Linked DNA regions of Homo sapiens: region 1 is linked to region 2. A link is a loop called in an ENCODE intact Hi-C map of the cell type or tissue named here. Cell type or tissue: endothelial cell of umbilical vein. All regions are shown on one strand.

Evidence for each region. Peaks named below come from ENCODE experiments on the same cell type or tissue, not always from the same donor. Only the 100,000 strongest peaks of a DNase experiment are listed, where the experiment ranks them.
Region 1: a loop joins it to region 2, with 2.1 times the contacts of the local background. A loop is called at or near these places in 2 of 110 quality-filtered maps.

The regions. Positions count from the first base shown.
Region 1 is chr10:55,453,343-55,461,342 of GRCh38, reverse strand. It overlaps a transcript of PCDH15 not described here. Among named protein-coding and RNA genes, the nearest start is that of PCDH15, 660 kb to the right of the region's middle. In endothelial cell of umbilical vein, no CTCF peak of the experiment used is centred here; no DNase peak of the experiment used is centred here.
Region 2 is chr10:55,369,770-55,377,769 of GRCh38, reverse strand. It overlaps a transcript of PCDH15 not described here. Among named protein-coding and RNA genes, the nearest start is that of PCDH15, 570 kb to the right of the region's middle. In endothelial cell of umbilical vein, no CTCF peak of the experiment used is centred here; a DNase peak (open chromatin) is centred at 3,459; H3K27ac peaks cover 1,001 bases.

The sequences.
Region 1 (8,000 bases), 84 kb before region 2:
GTATTTACCTTCCTGCCTGAAATAGGTTACTGCCTAAAGAGTTTGTAGACAGTGGTGCAGGGAGGAGTATCCCAGGCAAAGCTGAACTGGCTCCCTGAATTGACGTCCTGAAGAGACCATGATGCATAGATGTCCTAGGACAGAGTGCTGCAGAAGAAGGCCATACGGAGAGAAAGCTCTAGAGATGTCAAGGATCCAGTTGAGTACCGATCAGTGTGAATACCTGAGAAAACTACCTAAAGCTTGAAACAAGCCACCCAAAGGATTAGAGATAGTAGTGTCTGGAGCTAACACAGGGCTGAGAATAGTGCCTGTTCACATCAACCACACTGGAAACCTTCAGATTCAGGTGGTTTGGGGTAGAATACACAGAACACTCTTGCTTCAGCAGTGGGGACTTATTGATGAGCACTGCATGGATCCTACCTAGCAAATTTTAATATCAGGACCTGAAAGTATCAAACCATTTCCAAGTAACTAAACTATGTCCCAGAACAAAGCCCAAGTGGATTTATTATGAGAGAAAAATATCCAGCACTGAATGAGATAAAATATACAATGTCTGGCATACAATTCAAGATAGGCATGCAAAGAGGCAGGAACATATGACCCATAATGAGATAATACATTGGGTGCATTCAGGGTAGTGTGGCAATTACATAATTAATACCCAGTGCTGAAACAGAATTGGAAGATAAATATATTAAAATAATTATTGCAACAACTATATATGTTCAAAGTGTTAAGCAGAGGCACAAAATATGTTTTAAAAAGGCCCAAGTTGAAGTCCCAGATATAAAAACCAAAACGCGTCCGGTGAAAAATATACAGACTGGGATAAACAGCAGATTAGATGTAGACAAAGAAAAGATTAATTAATTGTAGACTTATCAGTAGAACCCACCCAAAATGAAACAAATAATTCTCGAAGGAGGTTCCTACAATGGCTTTCTCCACTTCCTTCTATTGCGTTTTAACTGATTCTAGTATAGTGCCTACTACATTAAATGTGCTTCCATAGTCTCACCAATACTTTTATTTTAGCCATCCCAATACACATGATAATAATATAAGAGTAATATAGAATACAATAATAATATAAGAATAATGAAATATAATACCCACTAATAAGATATTAAAATAATATTAATAATATTCTTTTACATCATTATTTTTAGAAACAATATCTTTTGTTAACAGGTGGCATCATTCTCCTGATTCGTACCCCCAACTCTGTGGCATTCCTGTTTTCTTTGTCAGTTCCTGTTTTCTTCACATTCCACAATCACTTTTGTTCTGTGGGGTTCTGTTCTGGTTTTTCTTGTCAACGGTCCATGCTCCATCTGGACTACTTCATCCATTTTTATGATTGCAGTTACCATTCAGTGCCCATGATCTCCCAGTTATTTTCTCCAGTGTAATCATTCAATTATTCTTTAATAATTTTCTTTTTTTAGTTATATTTTTAATTGAAGTTTGAACATAACCACTCACATAGCCACTTCAGTGCACCAAAATAAATATGTCTCATGGCCTTCTACCTGCTAAGGTCTTCCAGATTTCTTAAACTCACCAACATTAACCATTTGCCCAGACTAAACCTTAAGTGTTTTCCTCTCTCTTAGCCAGTCATTAAGTCCTTCTAGTCAACCACTTAAATATCTTTTTGATTCTCCACCTTTTCTCTTACCCTGTAACCACTACCAATTATGAGGCTCATGGCCACCATTTTTCATTGCTTAATCATTTCTAATATTGTGTTCCAATCACTTCTTCCCACTTCAGCCTTGCTCACATAAATTTTAGATGATATCATGATACTTTCTCATTAAAGCCATTCAAATGTTCTTCATTTCTCTCCAGATAAAATTCAAATTACATAAAAAAGTATAGGGTAATCATTATTGACCTCTGCTTAGCACTACAGCCTAATCTCTTTTCAATCATTTACTCCATTGGATTTCAGATAAGCGGGAGAAAACTGCATTTTTCTGGTTCATTTAGCTAAGGATTCAAAAATTCCTAGGAATGAAGTAGCTACACAAATTAGGGTAATTTACCGTGAATATTTGGCAAGATTTATTTTTTTCTTTCCTTCTTTTTTTTTTTTGCCTCCAAGGACACTCGGCTGCTAATTGCCCTCTCTATTTATTTAGGGTCCTTCAGACTTAAGAATGATAATCAATTCTTTCCTGAACACTGTTGTCTTGTACTTTTGCTTGTATCATCATTCCATAAGAACTTAACATAATAATCTCTGTACTTCCCTTTATCTGGTTCTTAAGTCAAACCTAGCACCAGCAATTGTGCATCCTCATTCTGCAGGAGAAAGCAGAATCACTTTGTACTTGTTCTCAAACAAGTTTCTGCGTTCAATGTTATAGTCCAAATTGCCTGTAGTTCTCTATTGCATGTTCTTATAGTTATAAACTTTTTGAGTAGACACCTAAAACTATTTTTAGTCATTTACCGTTTTAGTGTTTTTGTCTCACTAGTCTGTACGTATTGTCTACAAAACATAGCACATTGTCTGTCATTTAACAGCATTTGATAAACTTTGATTAATGAATGAAGAATTTTATCTGCAAAGGAACTCTGCTTTATGTTTTCTCTGTTACCTATTGGTTACTTCTTGATGATTCTTGCCTTACTGGTTTCACCCCTTTAGATATTTTAGTTCTGCTATTCATCATGCTTTACCTAAAAATACCAAGTTTATATTTTAGAGCTATAATGCTGACATCTGATAGACACTGGTGTTTCTTATTTATTTGCCACTAATGAGAACAGATTAAATGGAGACAAGGTTGCTTAGGCTGTTTGCAATGTCATGCCCTAAATTTGTATTTTTCTTTAAAACAGACAAATTTAAATGGTATGATTAAGAGGAATCATAAGATTCTTTAAGGATATTTTATAGATAAGAGAAGTTAATTGCCTTTTCAAAATCAAATGTACAGAAGAAACAAATCTGGGTTAACTCTTTCACTGTATCATTATTACATGTTCTTTATTATATTCGAGTCATCAGCAGAACCTGCAAGTGAAGACCCTCTATGGCTTTATTGAGTTCTTGGTATATTGCATTTAAAAGGGAGAAGATATTCACAAATCAATGTCAATATATTTAGAGTTTGTAATCAAACCATTTAAAAGTTTATCTTATATGTTTAAAAGTTAAAGGATCCCTTTGGAATAAACTAATACTGAAAACACATGTGGAAGATTCCATTATTTATTAGGTAATACAGAATCCTACAAGATTTATAATGAACCAAATATATATTATCTAATATTTCCAAAGTGGTTTAATCCTCTATATATGCATGTGCAATGATTCCTTATGTTGTACTCAGGATTAGATCACTAGAAATCTAATAAGCCTGTGCTTTCTAAATATCTAAGAAAACTAAAAGACATATTGCTACTTTATAAATACTAATCCAAGAGAATAGTTAGCCGACTTATTAATATAGTGACACATACAGTGACATTCAGTATATAGACTGCAAATACAATTTTAACTTTGAAAATGATTTATGGGAAATACAAAAGAGGATTATTGGTTTAACCTGCCATATGCAGTCTAGCCTAAAAATGTCTGGCTTCTTTCTGTAAGAATCATAATGAAACCCATCAGCATATAAAAGGAAGCCGTCGGGCCCTCAGGGGTATCTTGGTACCAGGTCATCCACCCTATCCTAGCTTTAGTTTTGGAAACATATTGGAACTTGCTAATTAATTGTTTTCTCTCCTGAAAACATAAGAAGGGTCTGGCCCTTCTTGGATACCCACAGCAGATTGCAAAGAACACTGAGTAGGTTTTAATTCTAAAACTCCATGCCTTTTCTCTAAAAACTGTCATCTAGTAAAAAGCGATGCATGTTTGCATCAAGAAAAACTGCTTTACACATATCACACATGGACACACTAAGTAAGAGTACATGATCTGGTACACAAAAAATCATATAAGATCATGTAACATCAATGTTTATGTTTAATTGCATATTAATGCAAAATGAGTACAAGCTACTTCAACAAAGATTATTGAATTTTAGTTGATTATTCTGTGTGGCAACAAGCATGTGGTAGTTAATAATTCCTAATTTATTTAAAAATGTTGAATTGCCCTAAATAAATGACTCAGTTTTCTGTAATTACTTTGATAATGTTTGAGTTTTTTAGGATATTCAAGTATAGATACCCTTCCCACCTTTCCTTTTGAAACAGAAATTTGTGATATGCCGTTTTAGGACTTCGTACTTTCACATTGTATGCTCAGCTCATGTAATTCTAGATTTTGGTATTCAACAGTCTTTTAAAAAGAAACATTCCCACCATATTTGTATGTCTTCACTAGTGGTACAGTTAAGCTCAGTGGCATGATTAATTGGTGATTTCATTCAGAAAATATAGCATTCTTTCTGATAATTTGCTCAGGAAGAATGATAAAGCCTCTAATACTAATTACCAGTTACTGCTCAGAACTTTCACAAGATGAAGTGTTCACAGAACCAGACTCAACAGCATTATCATCTATCATCTATGGTTTCCAAAAATGATTTAGAGCAATTTTTTTTTCAGAACCAGACAAGGCTGTCAATTTAGACTCTCATTGGCATACCTAAATTTATGATTCTTACATAATTCAGTCCTTATCCAATAAAAGTTTTAGGTAATTTTATTTTTATCCAAAATATATTTTGAAAATATTGCATAATTAGTGTTATAGATTGAAAATATTCAATAAGGTTTTCTTCCCACCTATTTAAACAGAAGCACCCAAAGGTAAATGGACTGGTTTCTGCTCCCATGAAATGACATTTTATACCACAAACACAGGATAAACAAGAGTTGGTGAATTCAACAGTTGCATTATTTATGAGACGTTTAACACAGAATGCATGAAGGAAATAAATGATCATAATGTTCATATATTTTCTTCACCATTAAAATATAAAATTTACAGTTTTAAGATTTCAAACCACATGTACAGACAAAAAGCAAAGAGATAACTTTTCTTGCTCGCCTCTCCAGTCCCTCTCTCCATAGGTAACTACTATGAATATTTTCCTGTTATATTTCAAAATACACATGCAAATAAAAGTATGAACTTATAAGCACACACGTCATGATTTTTTTTTGTTTGCCAAAAAGCATCACATCCATAGATGCTATTATGTATTTTGCTTTTCTCATGTTAGAAGAAAAACTTTAGATAAATTAAGCAGAGTTGAAGCCATATAGAAAAATTATCTGATTGACTACAACTGGCATATGCCCTATCACGCCCACCTTAACAGCCATGATGAGTTGGCTATCTGTGATTGGTTGAAACTGTTATAATACTAAATCAAGATTTAGTTCGTTTATGTATATACTAAGTAAGGTTGTAGTTCATTACGTAGGAACTCGGTGTAAGAAGACAGCCTCAGGTTGATGGCTTCCTGCTTACTTAATTTAACACTCAAATCACAAATATCTTAAGACTTCTTAAAACAAGTCCTCTACTGATGGTAAATTATATGTTATCATTTCTTGTGGGGTGCCTTGTCTATAAACATATCAATAGATTAATTTGAAATTGAGGAGGTCATTAATAAATAATTACATTTTTTATACAGGCAAATTGTCCTCAAAAAGAGCTATACTAATTTGTATGCTCAGTGAATTAGAGTATGTTATTCTTATGTTGAATAGAAGGTAAGCAAAAATACTTATTCACCTTTTTTTTCAATTAATAATCTATCACAGCAACGAAGAAACAGTACAGTATTGAAATGTCTAAAGTTGTATGATAGTTCTGATAATGATTTTTAAATATTAGAATTGTGCTATGGTTTTCACAAATGGTAATTGTTGATACTATATGGTAACTTCCAGCTGTTTTTTAGTGTCATATTAAGGATCTGAATGCTAGAATTTGCTTGGTATAACATGATCTGAATTGTAATCTTGAAAAAAACTTAAGGATAAATATAGTGTGAACACACAGAAGAATATTTTATCTTCCAGAGATGTTTTACATTGTAGTTAGTGAACTATAAATAATAATATACAATTCATGATGACTGCATGCTTCCACAAGACGCAGTTATATTTGGGTGTAGTCTATTTGCTGGGTTGGAGTTACTATCCTCATTTTACAGATGAGTATTGAAAGCATATTAGTTTGTGCTTAGGTAAAGGCAGAAAACGGCCTACTGGGTTTGAACCCAGATTTTCTTATTCAAAGACCATTTGTACTTTTACTATAATATACCACGCAACACACAACATTAACTGAGGGCACAGAGCAATATCTAGGTACTATTTGTAAGCACTTACATAAAGCATAAGATGAAGATATGTATGCATATATACATTGTATACATGTGTATAAATATGTGTGTTTGTGTGTATATATGTATATTTATTTATATATACTCTATTAATTTCGTAATAAAACTCAGGAAAAGCAAAACTTTAAGAGGCTTGACAAGTGTTTCAGTATCATTTATATTTTATTTGCCAATAGAATATAAAAGATTATCTAGCTAAATTTTTTTTTTTTTTTTTTTTTGAGACAGAGTCTCTGTTGCCCAGGCTGGAGTGCAGTGGTGCAATCTCGGCTCACTGCAAGCTCCGCCTCCTGGGTTCATACCGTTCTCCTGCCTCAGCCTCCTGGGTAGCTGGGACTACAGGCACCCGCCACCACATCCGGCTAATTTTTTTTTTTTTTGCATTTTTAGTAGAGACGGGGTTTCACTGTGTTAGCCAGGATGATCTCGATCTCCTGATCTCATGATCCGCCCACCTCAGCCTCCCAAAGTGCTGAAATTACAGGCGTGAGCCACAGCACCCGGCCTATCTAGCTAAACTTCTAAGATAGAAATATTACTAACAACTCAAAAAGGCAATTACATAGGATATTACAATTCGATTTTTTTTATAGTTTTGTTTTTCTCAGTTTCAATACTGTAATCCCCTTTAAATTGGGGGGAAATTATATATTATTGAACTTACTTTGTATTTAAGGGCTGATCCAGCAGTTTAAACTGTTAATAAAAAAAGAAAAAAACAACTTTGCTAAGCAATTCTTAATTTATAAGCTAAATTACTTTGCATGTATTCTGAAAAGTTCCTTTAAATGGCACATAGTATCATAAATGAAGCTTTTAGTATTAGATTATCAGAATAATAATGTGCAGATTTGTTTTAAATATTGAATGAGACACATTCTTATAAATATAACTATCCATAATATCTTTCTATGTTATGGTCTGGTCAACGGAATCATTTCTTTAAAATTCTTTGAATTATTTTATAGAATAAGACAAAAATTTCTCTTCTCTGGTGTTTTATAATTACATAAAAGTAAAAAACATTTTTTTCCTTTTTATTGTATATGGGATTTTATTCTGATGTGAAGGGGTGAAAATGACAAATATTCATAATTTGGTACTCTTAGATTCTCCAGATATAGCAGAAGCTAAATGAGATATCCTCGAGGGATAGTCTTTTATTTCAAGATATAAAGAATGGTATTTTAATGCAAGAAGAAGCCTGGTGGATGCACTACCTAAGGTATAGAGGTAGGAGAGCATGAAGGTTGGCTTGGAATTGGAATTGGGAGAGTGTTTGCAGTCACTTGTGGAAAGGGCCCTATAGTCAGGGTCAGTATCCAGCATTATCATCTAGAGGAATTGTAGTTGAAGCCAGGGAAATGGGACTGAGAAGTAAACATAGAATCTAGTTGACCCCCCGAAACCCCCAAACTGGTGGCAAACTTTTTTCAGTATATGCATGCATCAAATCAGAATCAAAGTTCAGGAAAAGGAAGTGGCTGAGAAAATGAACAAGGCTGGAGAAGAGGTAGGCATGGTAATTTAAACAAGCTAGGAGGTTACCATAAAGAGGTTGGCTTTTGAGTATTTTTCATAGCTTCCTACTCAGCATCTTTTCTGTCATATTTCTATTACAAAACCTAAACATGCATGTACAGGTGCTATGTCAGATCC
Region 2 (8,000 bases):
AACATACATGTCATAATATCTTTTATACTAGGTACTCAGAAAGTATACGTGAAATGAAAAGCATAAAAGAATATATATAGTGGTAAAAGGTTAGTACCAGGTAAACCAAGTTGTAATGATCAAAGAGGCCTCTATGTAAAGGTCAAATATAAATGTCATAAAAAATGACTTATTTTATTGAATTATTTTTATGAGAACTTGAAACATATAGCAACTAAATATAGCAAGCTATTTTACTAAATATAGTAAGCTATTTTACTAAATATAAAAAATATAGTAATTAAATATAAGTAAGCTATTTTTATAGAATACGCAAATCAAAATTTTCCTGTTTTTAAATAAACCAGGAATACTTGTTTTCCTTTCCAAATCACAAATTAATGAATAATTTATTTTAATAAGATAGACTTTATAAGATAGTTCTCTTTTACTCTACCCCAAATACTGGCACTGTCGGGTAGAAAATAATTTTCTTATGACATATAGCAAGTCAAACTGCTTGTAGAATTATTAATGTTTCCCTCTTTTTGTTGTAACTTAAAATAGTTTGCCTTGGACACTTAAGAGCCTGCCTGGTGACAGTACTTCCAGTCTGTTTTTCTTTTCTTTTTTTTTTTTTTTTTAGTGAAGAAAGAGTTATCACAAAGTTAATAGCCAAGAAGCACTTCAAAGCCCTGGCACAATTGCCCAATATATGAACTAATATTCTAATAGTGCTTTCTCATCAATTACATTTAAACACAAATTCCTTGCCTATCATTGAGAAAATGTGTTCCTTTTAAAATATGACTTAATAGCTAGTTTTTTAAAAATAGGGTTATAATTTTAAGCCAGGAAGCAAATATTTAACATTCTTGCCTAGACTATTCTATTTACATTTCATCAAATGTAACACTAATACTACATTTTGACCTGCTTAGTAAAAGTAAAGCCACAATTTCTGATGAAGAACATATCTGAAATAGTTAAACCATTTTCACAAAGGATCTACATATTTCAGAGTTAAATTTCATTTGAAAAATCCGCTTATAGGTGTATTGACTCTCCAAGAACAACAGTAAAATCTGAAAGTCCTGAACTAATTTGCAATCTTGAAGCTATACAAAATTTTAGTTGAAATAAGCCAATAAGATCAAAATGTTAATTATTAAAGGGCCATATTTATATGGGAATATTACATACCTTCTTCTTCAATAATCAAAGCTAAAAATGGGAGTCTCTGGAAAACTAAAGCAGAACATGATTCAGATACTGTAAGTCAAAAGCCAGATAAATACTTCTGGCCCTTGTAGAAAGAAATCATTGCTTTAAAAATCAAGGACAAAGAGATAAGCTTAAATAGAAGCCAAAAATAATGATATTCCATGAATAATGGCTCCTGTGATGAAACCTGAGACGCCAAGGGCAAGAATTCTTTTGAAGTCTCAGTTTTCTCATAGTCGTACCGCTTAACATAATGCAAATCCTGTGGGATAACCTAACTTATAACATATCTAAGTGGATCGAAAACTGGATTCATCTTCACAAAATAGAAAATTAAAATAAAATATCCTACATAGTATTTGGTTGCCTGTGGAGTTCTACATAATACTGAAATTTAATCTCAAACCAAACATGCAGATGAAGAACAGGAAAGGTGGAATTTTTAAATATTAGGAAATAGTTATCATCTAATATATTCTGTTATGATTAATTTCTGTAATAATCTTTTGAGGAATATAAGCACTTATAAAAGTTATGATCTAGTGTGATAAATATGGTCCTAAACTAAAATGTTATATTAACTATTTTTATAGACACTACGAATAAAATAAACACTCATATTTATTAACATAGTATTTTCAAAAATTACATAGTTTTTACTCCCCTGATATATAGATTGGTGGTAAAAACAGTATATCTAATCATATTTTTCTGATGTTTGTTAAATTTTTTATTCTACTAAATTTTCTGCAATTCCCAAGAGCAAATGCTAAAGAGAAAGTGTTAATTAGGTAGGAAGTAAAAAAAAAATCATCTGGCTTATTAAGCAAGTGAACATCACAAGGGATTGAAGGTAGCTAACAAAAAGCTTTTGTCTTTGTAATTCTGGCTGTGGAGGGGAAACCAGTGCAAGTACTCTAAGATATCAGATGCAAGCAATTTGGGGAAATAAATCTGATAACTTTTATTTGGATTGTCATAAATTAGACATAGAGAAGACACTCTCCCCATAGCATTTAAAGATGCAAAAGAACAAAGACTTTAGAAGTTTTGGCAATTAATATTCTGATACAGAAATTGTGATGATGCAGATGAGATAATTTAATGAGGACTTTAAAATTTTAGAAAAACTTTAAATAAACCACGATTACAGGAAACAATGACTAGGAAATCATGATTCATTATGAGAACATCCCATATTCCAGCCTTCACTAATTTTGACTAATTTTGATCACAGGAAAAAAAATCACTTAAAAATCGATTTAAATATTACTTCCCTGCCATTCTTTCTTAAGTTTTCCTTAAAGAAATTTGATACCTTTCAGGAACACTCACCGGAAAGCAGCCACATATTGAATGCTTTTTTGGCAGAGAAAAAATCAAAAGTATTAGCCCTTAGTACTTGCTGTGGCAAACTCAGAATTGACATTACCACATAACACAATTACCAAAAGAGGTCATTTGTCTGTTCCAATAACTCCTACATAGCTAACACAACATATATGTGGTGAGGAACTGGAAGCAGCTGTGTAACAAACTCTGGATGAAAAGATAGAAGATAGTTACTTGGTAACTGAAGTGTAGATCTCATAAAAATTTTAACAAGATTCATCATAGTAAATGTTTATGTAGAATGTCATTTTATAGAGTTTCCTTTCTACTCTATTTTTATATTGTTGGTCAGATCAATAATTCCTTCATTTATTCATTTATGTTTATTCAAATCATATTTATGGAATGCCAGTGAGGTACCGTGTAATGGCTGCCGTGCATCACTCAATTTTTCACAACAAAAATTATGCTTTCAGGCATCTCAAAAATAAGTTGATAAATAAAAAGTAAATATTAAAATCATTTCATCCCTTTTTGTATTCATGGGTAGTAACTGTATAGAATCTTTTTATTTTTACATATACTAATAGTATTAATATTTATTTAATTATGAATTTGGGGTAAAATGCATGCCGATTTAAAGCTGCACTTTTTTTCTCATATTAAGTTTCTGACTCTTGAGTATGTCATGGGAAGCTATTCTACTTGGCATCTGTCAAGCAAGTGATATCTATTGCCTATCACCAGGAGTAGAGGCCCAAACACCTCTTCTCACTGCATCTTGGTAATGGAGTCCTCAAGGAAAACATAATTCAGTCAAGCACTGGAATGAACAAAGCTTTACACACATAGAGAAAAAACAGAGCAAGATCAGCTTTAGTAGTGGGTGTCAGTCCTCCATGGCCAGAGGGCCTCTCCCAGTAGCTGACTCAAGGCCATTGGCCTGCACACATCCCTCTTCTGCTGAAAAACAAAAGACCAAATCTCCACCCCTTCCTCACAGGGGACAAATACAGCAGTGGTGTTGGCTAGGTGCCATATGACACAAAGCAAGTCCAGCACAGACTGTATCTCTTAGTAAGGAAGAATCAAAGCCCAAAGCCCATTCTTTTATTATTATTATTATTATTATTATTATTATTATTATTATACTTTAAGTTCTGGGATACATGTGCAGAACGTGCAGGTGTGTTACATAGGTATACACATGCATGGTGGTTTGCTGCATCCATCAACCTGTCATCTACATTAGATATTTCTCCTAATGCTGTCCCTCCCCCAGCCCCCCACCCCACCACCGGCCTCGGTGTGTGATGTTCCCCTCCCTGTGTCCATGTGTTCTCATTGTTCAACTCCCACTTATGTGCAGTGTTTGCTTTTCTGTTCCTGCGTTAGTCTGTTGATAATGAGGTGATTAAAGACTTAAACGTAAGACCTGAAACCATAAAATCCCTAGAAGAAAACCTAGGCAATACCATTCAGGACATAGGCATGGACCAAAGCTCATTCTTACGTAGTTGGGTGGGGGTCTGAAGCCTCCATGTACAAGTCTACCTTTCCTAACAGCATCACTCCCTATTATTTCATGTTGTTATCATAAGAGCCTCTCTGATCTCGCACTAACATGGTGGCCTCATGTTTTCCTCCATTCTTAAATTATTTTTCCTTGGGCACTGGACATTTTTTTTTAGATTACCTGTACTGTCCTTCTGTATTTTAATGAGGTCTAGGTATGATATCACTCAGCTTTCTTGCATTTTTCTAGAGTAATTACTTGGAAATGCTGCCATTTTGAGATTATATCCCTATTTGCACCTATATTTTTATAGAAGGAATTATCATCTGCCCGTTCTAGCACAAATTCTTAATTGATACTTTCCCCCATGGAAAGACTTTGTTCCAGCTAAGTAGTTCACCTTGTTGTGCCCAAAGATACCATGGATTTTTCTACTCCTGTATTTTTAATAAAGGTATCAGAGCTGCCTGAAATAATCTTTGTATATAGCTACATAAATGATTAAAGTTCCATAACTCCTAAGTCATGGAGCTTTCCCCTTAATAGCATAAATTTACTTCTGCTGCTTCTTTAGAATTTTCAACATAGTTATTTGTCTCCTGATAAACCTGTCTGGTAGGTTTGTTGCTGTCTCTATGGCTTTGGTTCTTGCTGGACTAAGAATTCTTTCAGGTCAGTCATTTTTAATTATTTTTTGAATCTTAATGTCTAGCTCAGCACTAGACTCACAAAGGCTACAACCTCCTAAAAATATCATGGTGTATTAAATTAGCTGCATTTATTTATCAATTTTTTTCTTGTTGATATCCTTTAGAAATAAATAGAATGTAATAAATAGAATGTTTTTACGTGGATATATGTTTACTCATTATGTTCCAACTTGGTTTAAATCCATTGCTTGTCTAGTACTCTCAAAGTCTTGGGAGAAGACTATGTATTACAGAAATGATGTGTCAGAAGGGCATCTTCATAAGAGGCCCTGGTGATATGAGAGAAGTGGTTGAAGATTTTGGAAGGAGAGCTGCATGAGCACAGGTATAATGACACATTATCAATTTGGCTTAAGTTTGGCTTTGCCTCATCATGAGGGATTTGGAATTTGGATGAAGCATGTGAAAAGCCTCCTCTTGCTCTGATTCTACTTAGCATCATTCTCTAGAATACATACAGCTTTGACTATTTTCCCTCATGCACACTGTTCATACATGTCTATGTGTCTAAATATTACTGACCTAACTGGGTTGTAATAATCTTGAAGATATCCTTTGGTTTTTTGATTTTTAAGGGATTATAAAGTAGTTTTTGTATATATTTCCAGTTTAATATTTTCTACAAAAGAGTGAAAGATTTTACCCCATATTTCTCCTATGCAAAAACTAAGTTCTTAGCATGGTGCCTGCCATATGGGTGGGTGTGCAGGTGGAAACAAGAGGAAGAAAACTTGAATTAAAATGAGAAATGTGTGGTTTCAGAGCTTGGACATTTAAGAGCTAGAGAATCTTGAGTAAATGCATTTCTCTATAAGTGTAGAAAAATAATAAATATGTGCCCTATACATTTTCCAGGTTTGTTATGAAGATCAAATGGGAGCATGGATGGGATGATTATATTAAGTTTCTATTGTGATTTTATTTAATTGAAACAATTAGCTGATGATTGTTCAAATTATTCTTCTTTAAAATATCTAAATTTCTATGCTTCCAGCTCACTTGTATGAATCTGTTTGAAGTTGAGCAATGCAACTTTCTATTTAGAGAAATTACCTTGGACTTTAAAAAATCTTAATGTAAACATGAATTTACTTTTTTACCACCTTTACCTACATACTTCCTTAAGATATTAAAACATATTACTTAGTAACTGATTAAATTTTTTTCCATTTATTTGGATTGAAAACTACATATCTGTTTGTATTACTCCATTTTCACACAGCTATAAAAAACTACCTGAGACTGGGTAATTTATGAAGAAAAGAGGTTTAATTGACTCACAGCTCTGCAGGCTATACAGGAAACATGGCTGGGAGGCTTCAGGAAACATACAATCATGGTGTAAGGGTGAAGGGGAAGCAAGCATGTCTTTACCATGGGAGAGAAAGAGAGAGAGAGAGAGTGATGGGGGAAGTGCTACACACTTTCAAACAACCAGATCTTTTGAGCACTCATTCAGTATCACAAGAACAGCAAGGTGAGAAATTCGGCCCCCATGATCCAATCAACTTCCCTCAGTTCCCTCCTTCAACAGTGGGGATTACAATTCAACATGAGATTTGGGTGAGGACACAGAGCCAAATCATATCACTATTGCAGTGGTTCTGAAATTTTTAGCATCCTTCAGAATCAGCTAGAGGGCTTTTAAAAGTGATTATAAGGCCCCTCCACGAATTTCTGATTCTGAAGTTTGGGGTAAGGCTCAAGAATTTTAATTTTAGCAAGTTGCCAGAAATGTGGTAATTTGTGCTGGTATGAGATCACATTTGAGAATAATCAGTCTGTAGTAGTCTCCCTATAATTAACTTCTCTGAGTTTAATTTCTCATCCTTTTAATCTATACTCTCCGTATCTCTATCCTATCTTTAAAAATTGTCCTTTCCTTAAATTGTTTTACATGGCTATATTTTACCCTCTTACATGAAATTTGAAACCATGCTAAAACTATGATGCAACAAAACAATAGAAACTCATGAAAAGATTGGCCTTGTCTTCATTTTCGTAAATCAAAAAAATGAGCTACTAGCTTTTCTCTGTTGTCACACACCCAAATTCAGATGCAACCTCAAAGTTACAGGCCATTTGTCAGGACCTGATTTTGCTTTCAAGAAGTGATAATATAATTGGGCACCAATACCTATGTTTGGCATGAGAAGTAATAGCTATGCTACTGCAGAGTGAGTCAATTGGATGGATTATATGTTAGGGATAGTGTGAACCATAGTAGAGGTGAGTTTGAAGATAATCGGAAGAAAGAGAGTTGGCCTGCTCAGCAACTGTGGCTTAAAGGTACACTTCTGATTTACTTTAAAGAGATGATTCCTGCTTTATTTCAAAATATAAAAAGGATACTAACATAAAACAAGAAGCAATTTGTAAGGATCACTAAATATAACATTAATTAGGACTCTGAACTTCAGAAGCGATTCTGAATAGACAGTTTATAATTAAGAAAGGGTACTTTTATCCAGAAGAACAGTTGGTTGCAAAACCAATAATGACCTAACAGGCGATTCATTAGTTGTTTTTGTTCTTATAAATTCAGAAAAAGGCATATTTCAATTTGGCTGTCAAAAAGAAATGCACAAGAAAAAGGCATGATTAGTGGTTAATTTAAAGTAACTGAAGTGTATTAGCCCTAGTCAAGTGAGCTTTTTAATTTTTTTTGCTGTCTTTAGCAATCACACAAGTATGAGTCATTTAAAAGCCAATCTGGTTGGTTCAATGCATGCTGTTTTATTGTGTTTTTTCTTTGCCAGTGTGCACATTTACCCGTAAATGGTTCACATCTGTTCTTTGTCATTTAGTGATTATGTGAAGGCCTCTGTGTCCTCCCCATTTATTTCAAACAGACAATGAGAAGCTTAATGTGCATGAGATTTAAGGAATAGTCTAGATTTTTGAGGTTCTTTGGTTACTTACAGACTCTCCCTACAAGTGGATATCAGATCTTTTAAAAATGCTAAACATTTGAAATATGTTCAAGTTATTTTCTGTGATCATTTAAAATTTAGGTTATATAATTTGATGGATGGTCCCTGATTTTTTTTCAAGCTATTGCCATTACTTGACCATTTTGCTTTCTAGCCAAAGATAGACCAGTTCATTGGAATAAGCATGTGTCTCAGTCCAGGACAGACCCTCTTTACATCTGTTTTCCTAATGGAAGTATTAATATTCTTTTTTTCATTCTGAAAATTGTACACAATTGGCTGACCAATTACATGTTTATTCTGGGT